2 separate regions of the Homo sapiens genome follow, and region 1 is linked to region 2. A link is an interaction called in ENCODE POLR2A ChIA-PET data of the cell type or tissue named here. Cell type or tissue: B cell. All regions are shown on one strand.

What was found. Peaks named below come from ENCODE experiments on the same cell type or tissue, not always from the same donor. Only the 100,000 strongest peaks of a DNase experiment are listed, where the experiment ranks them.
Region 1: POLR2A ChIA-PET joins it to region 2 with 6 read pairs; 2 of 35 experiments call an interaction of 5 or more read pairs at or near these places.

The regions. Positions count from the first base shown.
Region 1 is chr5:78,974,866-78,978,865 of GRCh38, reverse strand. The region is part of intron 1 of ARSB (arylsulfatase B); the gene reads left to right. Among named protein-coding and RNA genes, the nearest start is that of ARSB, 8.4 kb to the left of the region's middle. RefSeq lists enhancers at 3,195-3,713, 3,714-4,000. In B cell, no CTCF peak of the experiment used is centred here; no DNase peak of the experiment used is centred here.
Region 2 is chr5:78,790,374-78,794,373 of GRCh38, reverse strand. All of the region lies in intron 6 of ARSB (arylsulfatase B), which reads left to right. Among named protein-coding and RNA genes, the nearest start is that of LHFPL2, 140 kb to the right of the region's middle. In B cell, no CTCF peak of the experiment used is centred here; a DNase peak (open chromatin) is centred at 1,723; H3K4me3 peaks cover 694 bases; H3K27ac peaks cover 355 bases.

The DNA.
Region 1 (4,000 bases), 180 kb before region 2:
TCAGTTTTTACATTTAGGTCTTTGATCCATTTGGAGTTCATTTTTATGTACAATTTGAGGTATGTGGATGCATGTAGGTGTCCAAATATTTCAGTGCTATTTGTTGAAAAGAGTGTTCTTTCCTCATTGCACCCTTTGCACCCTTGTCAAGACTCAATTGACCATAGACGTATGACTTACAATTCTATTCCATTGATCTACATGCCTATCCTTATGCCAGTGCCTCACTGTCTTGATTGCTGTAGCTTTGTATTACAAAGGTTTCAGAATTAGAAAATGCAAGTCTTCCAATTTTGTTATTCTTTTTCGAGATAGTTTGGCTATTCTCGGCCCCTTGCATTTCCACATAAATTTTAGGATCAACTTGTACATTTCTATTAAAAAAAAGGGAAGTGGAATTTTGGTAGACAGGGATTTCAGTGATCTGTAAAACTATTTGGAGAGTATTACTACCTCAACAATATAACTCTTCCAATTTAAGAATATGAGATGTCTTTCTGTTTATTTAGAGGGTTTTTTTTTTTTTTTTTAAGACAGAGTCTCACTCTGCTCTGTTGCCCAGGCTGGAGCACAGTGTTGGCTCACTATAACCTCTGCCTCATGGGTTCAAACAATTCTCCTGCCTCAGCCTCCTGAGTAGCTGGGACTATAGGCACCCACCACCACGCCTACCTAGTTTTTGTATTTTTAATAGAGATGGGGTTTCACCATGTTGGCCAGGCTGGTCTTGAACTCCTGACCTCAAATGATCCACCTGCCTTGGCCTCCCAAAGTGTTGGGATTATAGACGTGAGCCACCACACCCAGCCTATTTAGGTCTTCTTTAATTTCTTTCAACAATATTTTATAATTTTTAGTGTGTAAGCATTGTGCTTTGGTTAAATTTATTCCTGTTTTACTATTTTCAGTGGTATTGTAAATGGACTTCCTTTCTTAATTTTATTTTCAGTAGTTCATTGCTGTTACATAGAAATGCAACTGATATATGTACATTGATCATTTTGCAACCTTAATGAACTTGTTAGCCCTAATTGTGTGTGTGTGTATAATCTTTAGAGTTTTTTAGTGCAAGATCATGTCATCTGCAAGTAGAAGAAGTTTTACTTCCTCCTTTCTAATCTAGATACCTTTTATTTCATTGTCTTGCCTAATTACCCTGGATAGGACCTCCAGTGCAATATTGAGTAGAAGTGGCATGAGTGGACATACTTGTCTTGTTTCCAATCTTAGAGGGGAAGCTTTCAGTCGATCACCATTAAGTGTGATATATTCATTCATTCTTTCATTCAACAAATGTTTACTGAGCAGCAAGTTACGCCACTGTACTCTGGGAATCTCTTGGTGCTTATAATCTGAAGGGGGTGAGGTAAGGAGAAGGAGTAACCAAGAGGGAAGTGAAATAAATACAAACAGGCCAGGCGTGGTGGCTCACGTCTGTAATCCCAGCACTTTGGGAGGCCGAGGCAGGCGGATCACCTGAGGTCAGGAGTTTGAGACCAGCCTGGCCAACATGGTGAAACCCTGTCTCTACTAAAAATACAAAAATTAGCCAGGTATGATGGTGCGCACCTGTAATCCCAGCTACTCATGAGGCTGAGGCGGGAGAATTGCTTGAACCCGGGAGACGGAGATTGCAGTGAGCCGAGATTGCGCCACTGCACTCCAGCCTGAGCAACAGAGCAAGACTCCATCTCGCGGGGGGGAAGTGGGGAAAGAAAGAAATACAAACAAGTAAGGTGAATTTAAATAGCATGACAATACATGTGGAGAAGAAAATAAAGTAGGTCAAGTGATCTTGACTCAGGAAGGTGTCTTCAAGGAGGTAGTATGAGCAGAGGCCTGAATGAAGGGAGTCAGCCATGCACATATCCTAGCAAAGTTTAACGTGGAGGAAGGAGCAACAGAAGCAAAGCTCTTGAGGCTGGAACGAGCTTGTTGTAAGAATGAGATGGTAGCTGAGTGAATGAGGGTGCCAGAGGCAGGCCAAGAGCTAGAGGAGGGAGGCTGGGTCTCCCTGGGTTTAATGCTGCCCACCCATTAAAAAGTGTTAAAACTTGAACTTTTTTTGTGTCAGTTTTTATAGTAAGGTGACATTGAGGCTATTATACACTAAAGAACATTTCGAATCTAACAGTGTTCTAAATGGGCATATTTTAAGGAAATACAGTCAAGTGCCATGTGGCATTCTTTGGATGCATGTAATTCCAATTAGAATTAATTGTACATATTCTCTCTTTTTCTTTAAAAGAAATAAGCTTGGCTGGGCGCAGTGGCTCATGCCTGTAATCCCAGCAATTTGGGAGGCCTAGGTGGGTGGATCACTGGAGTCCAGGAGTTCGAGAGCAGCCTCGGTGAAATTCCATCTCTATAAAAAGTTAAAAAATTAACCAAGTGTGGTGGTAAGCGCCTGTAGTCCCAGCTACACAGGAGACTGAGGTTGAGACCCGGGGGCAGGGGGGTAGATGGCGGGAAATCGCTTGAGCCTGGGGAGGCAGAGTTTGCAGTGAGCCAGGATGGTGCCACTGCACTCCAGTCCAGGTGACAGAGTGAGACTCTGTCTCAAAAAAAAAAAAAAAAAAAAAAAAAAGTAGCCTGTTTTTAAAATCATCTCCAGGAAATACATTCAAAACCTTCAAATATAAAAGATGTAAAAAATATAAACATGTAGATGAGGATCTTTTCAGCCTGTCTCCCCACCCTCCTTCCCATAGGCAGCTCCTGTTTATTGGTTTCTTGATATCGCTTGGAGGCATGTTATGCATATGAGAAAATCGATTTTATATTTATTTTTCCCTTGTTTAAAACCTCAAGATTAAAAATATTAATTTAAAAATTCTCCAGCTTTTCTAATAGAATTTGTGTACTGCATTTAGTTCAAATAGAAAACTTAATATTACTAATTTTCCATATTCTTACAAATTGACTTTATTCTATACAAAATATTCATTATACCTTTGTTATTCCTAATACATATTTTAATTGTGATAAGTGGTTCTGAGGTCTGACTTCTCCATTAGATTGCCTTGTCTGTCTCTGGGCTAAAGAAGCACTCAGTGTTGGACAATTAAATGATCAAATGTGAGAAGCACTTTTACACAGTTCGTGAAAGAGCTCACCATCTTAATTAAACTGCTTGAAATTGCCATGTCATTTCTAATGCCTTTACTTCTTTTTTAAGAAATTGAAAAGATTAAAGAGTAAGAAAGTGATAGGCCTTAAAGGAAAACACTCTTCTGGGAAAATAGTTAAGAAAAGTAACTCTGGTCCTCAACTGGGAATGTCCTTACCTTGGGTACCAAGGGGGCCACTCCACCAGAACTCCATAAACCTTGGCACAGAATAGAAGCAATGAAAGATGACTCCAAGGTTTCATTCTTAAGGGATCCAAACCACATTTTTCTTAATCACACTGATAAATGGACAAGACATTTTCACGGCTTTTCACTCACCCCTGAGGCGGAACCTTGGACAGGAAATATAGGAAGGAGGCTGTGCTGGAGCATCGTGGGTAATTTTTGACTTTTGCTTCAAGTTTGCTTCAAGAAGGTGAGCAGGAAAGATGCATGCTGCAGGCAGAAGAGGGCATGGTGGTGCAGGCGCTCTGCCTGAGCATGCCCTCCCTTTCCTGCTTCTTGTCCTCCTCGCCCTCACTGTCCTGCCTGCTCCTCGCCTGCTGGCCTCTCAGTGGACTCCTGCCAGTGGTCGCCTCTCCCTGGACTTTGAGGTTCAGAAGTGGGGCACAGGAGAGTGCAGAGCTGGAAGAAATGTTTACAGGGTGCAGGGATTGGGGAAAGTGCATGTCTCAAGGTGGGCGCTCCTAGGATCCCCTGGCAAAGGCACAGGAGGAGGGAGCTGTCAGAGGACCATGTAGCCTTGAGACCATGGGTGCCTCCTAAGAGAAAACAGTGTCTTTATTTCTGTGCTCCTTTAGGGGGAGAAACAAAGGATGCATTAGCTCCATAGGGACAAGCAAGATGGCCTCACTAAAGCACAGCAGAGC
Region 2 (4,000 bases):
ATGTTTGTGCACTTGAAGACTATTGAATTCATTCTGTGTGTTTTTTTTTCCAAAATGATATATGAATTAGAATTGCCCTTTTGAGCCAAGAACCCTGGTGGGTTTTGTTTTGTTTTTTAACAGAGCCGCAAGCCCAGGAATGAGAAATCAGTTCATAAAATCAATAGCAAGCAAATTTAGAATCCACTACAGCACCTATACCCAGCTTATAGTAAGCCTGAGAAGCAGACTCCTACAGGATGAGATTGATTCCAGCAGTGTGGTTAGATATTTGGAAATGCCTAAAGAAATGTTTATGCTCAAGTTAAGGTTGCAGCAGAAACCATATAACTTGAGAATTTCTGGGGCCTAAATGTACGGGCTCTACAGAATGTACTACGTTGCTTTGTGCCTCTGCCCAGATCACTATTCTCCTTTTCCACTTTCCTCCCATGCTGCCCCCAGCACACGCATACTTGCCTCATCGCCTCAAAAAAAAAATAATAAAAATTGAAATCTTTCTAATGCCAATTCAGCCTTCCAGTTTCATCTGAGACATCACTTCTTCAGGGAGATCTTCTCCTTTCCCTAGACTAATCAAGGTCCCCACCTTGCCTTCCTAGAGCCCCCATCCCTAGCCACAACACCCATCAAAATTGATCATCACTGCTTGTCTCCTTGCCTTCCTCCACCTGGCTGTGTGCCCAGCAACTAGGACTAGTTCAAGAAGTATTTGTTGACGAAGTAAATCAATTTAGTTTGGGGGGACCATGGCCACAGGATCAAGACACTTCTCAGCTCTCTGCTGTCTCCTTACTCTTGCTTTCCAGACTCTGATTCCCGAGCAGTTGGGAAGACATCTTTTTGTTTCTTCCATTCTGAAATTCACTGACCAACTGCGTACATCCATGCTCATAAACATTTGATTTAGCTATAAAATCTATTTTAAATAAAAATGCCAATTAGAGTAGAAACTTCCTGCTCCTCCCTGTCCCCACTATGTGTAAGGTAAGTGTGGAGGTGGGAAAAAGAGCGTTGTCTTCTAAGGAGTGGGAGTTGAATGTCTCCTAGGTGCCCACTGCAGGCAGCATGAAAATAATAGGATGGATACTATAGGAGGCACATTTGAGATCTTTCAAATTGCTCCAGCTGACCATCCATGACATGGGCTACCTGGTGAGGCAGGAAGTCCTGTGTGGGACTGTCCTAGGGCAATAGCTGTGCAAAGACCATCATAAGTGCAACAGATGCTGCTGAAGATGGTAATTTCAGGCAGCCTATGTTAGGCCAGGGCTCAGCTGGGCTAGACTAAGGGAACCAAAGACAGGTATGAAAGGGACTGTAGGCTCCAGTGACCCCAAGGCAGAACCAGAATTGGGAATCTCTGTTCTATTGCACTCTGTTTTTACAATTCTGGCCAGACCTGTAGTGTGGCATACCACTACAGGTTATGTGGGGAAAATGTTACCACATATTCCCCACATAATTTTCTAACAATACCTCGTTCCCTTTGCAGCTGGTTCAGATCTCACAGTCATAAGAGGGTTGAGCAGTTGGTCACACCTTGACTTGACAGCTGTCAGTCAGAGGCCATAGGTTCAACATATATTGAAATGATTTCTTTCAGTTGGTCAGTTGGTTTTACCTATTTGCCTGGGCTTATGGCGACCACCGTGGAAATTCAAGAGACCTGTACCCAGAATCCGTGCACTTATGGTGCACAGAATGCTCACTACGTGTAGAATCTTATTTCCTCTTCACACTCATTCTATTTAGGTAGTATTTTGGTTCTCATTTTTGCATACAAGGAAACAGGAACTCAGAGTGGTTAAATGACTTTATAAGATAAGAAAAAGAGCTTGTTCTAAAGGCTATTGAAATGCCAGTGATTGATTTCTCTGAGTTACTTTTCAGAACTAGAGTGATGGCATAGGGCAAGCTTATTCAAACCCATGGCCCACGGGCTGCACGTGGCCCAGGATGGCCTTGAATGCGTAACTTTTTTTTTTTTTTTTTGCGACAGATTCTCACTCTGTCGTCCAGGCTGGAGTACAGTGATGCGATCTCGGCTCGCTGCAACCTCCACCTCCTGGGTTCAAGTGCTTCTCATGCCTCAGCCTCCTGAGTAGCTGGGATTACAGGCATGCACCGTCACACCTGGCTAATTTTTGTATTTTTAGTAGAGATGGGGTTTTACCACAGTGGCCCGGCTGGTCTCGAACTCCTGGCCTCAAGTGATCTGCCCGCCTCAGCCTCCCAAAGTGCTGGGATTACAGGCGTGAGCCACCATGCCTGTAAACTTTCTGAAAATTCATAAGCTTTCTTAAAACATTATGAGTTTTCTTGCAATTTCTTTTTTTTTTTAGCTCATCAGCTGTCATTAGTGTTAGTGTATTTTATGTGTGGCCCAAGACAATTCTTCTTCTTCCAGTGTGGCTCAAGGAAGCCAGAAGATTGGACACGCCTGGCATACGGCATACCACTGCGCCATCCAAAACAGCTGTGCACAGCCCCACTTCCCAGCTGTTAGGGGCTTTTTTCATCTTCAAAAATTAAGCAAAGAGGTTCACTAAAGCATCAGTTCAGAGTGTGGGGCTTCTAGTCAGTGTATTTTAGGGAATTAATTTTAGGAAGAAACTATTTTTAGGTCCACGATTATTTTTAAAAACAAAAATCTAGACAACAGTGCATACATGCACGTCTGGATATGTAAGCCCTTACCACACAGCGAGATGAGAGGGTGGCCTTGGCCAAAGCCTGCAGTTGTTGGGACATTCAAAACCATGAGCAGACTGGAGATTTGAGCCACATGTGCACCAGCGCAGTCGCTCAGATGCGGCCTGGGTGCGCTGATCTGGGAGGGGGACTCACGGGCTCTGGGTCTCTGACTAGCTGGCACATGAAGGACCTTAATGACTTGAACCTCACTTTCAGTTTGAGATCCTTTGAACTTTTGTTAGAGTGAGCCATAAAGAAGTGGTCAGCCAATCAGATGTTTAGTATAAACTGAACTTTAGCGTAAATAAGCTTTAAGAGACACATTTGATTTACATAATAAATAAACAAGCTACTTTTAGGAACTTTTAAGTACAAAAGTTGAAGATAGTTGCTAATTAAACCTAAATCTTGCCTGTACATTAAAAACATACTCGACAGAATTTCCAGTTTAGAAAACTCCTCAAGAACCAAATTTCTGGGACAGCTGGGGTGTTTTTCTCACTTAGCCCAAGTGAGTAAGTTTTACTGTAAGTAAATATGCATACATCATTAAGTGAAGGTGGCATCACACTGGCAGGGAAAGTCAGATGGGTTATTGGCGAAGAATGAAATTTTGCTGATCTTCATAAATTGTGAAATGATAAAAAACAAATAGAACTCAGTAGAAATGAATGGCAGGCCAAACAAACCGGACAGAAAAGGGGCTACAGACTAAAAGTGGTAAATTACAGCTTCTACACATAAATCCTTTTTACCCCAACCCTCTTTAAATTCTGGAACATAAATGGGGGAACAAATATAGACCCTTTCTAAATCCACACCAGAGAAGTGACTTTGGTTGTTTTTTTGTTTGGTTTTATTTTGTTTTTCTGATATAATAGTGATTTTTGCCTCCTTTCCTCCTCTTTGTAAGGTCTTGGGTAGAAGAGGTTGTAAAAGAAAATGAAACTATATTATACTGATGATAATAGCTACCATTCAGTGATAGTTATTGACAGATGTTAATATCTGTTTCATAGAGCAAGGATTAAATGAGTTATACATAGAACACTTAAAGCAGTGTTTTATGTTTATAAGCATGTAGTATTTAAGTATTAGATATTATTATCTTTAATGTTGGCAATTGTCTTAACAATATAACAGATATTCTACTAAGCACTATATATGTCTTATCTCACTTGCTACTGTTATGTTAATTTTATAGATAGTAATCTGAGGCATGGGAAGTTTAAAAAGTTGCCTGAGATTGCACGGGTGGTAATAACTGCGCACTTTCTATATGCTGTACTTAGTACTAGACATT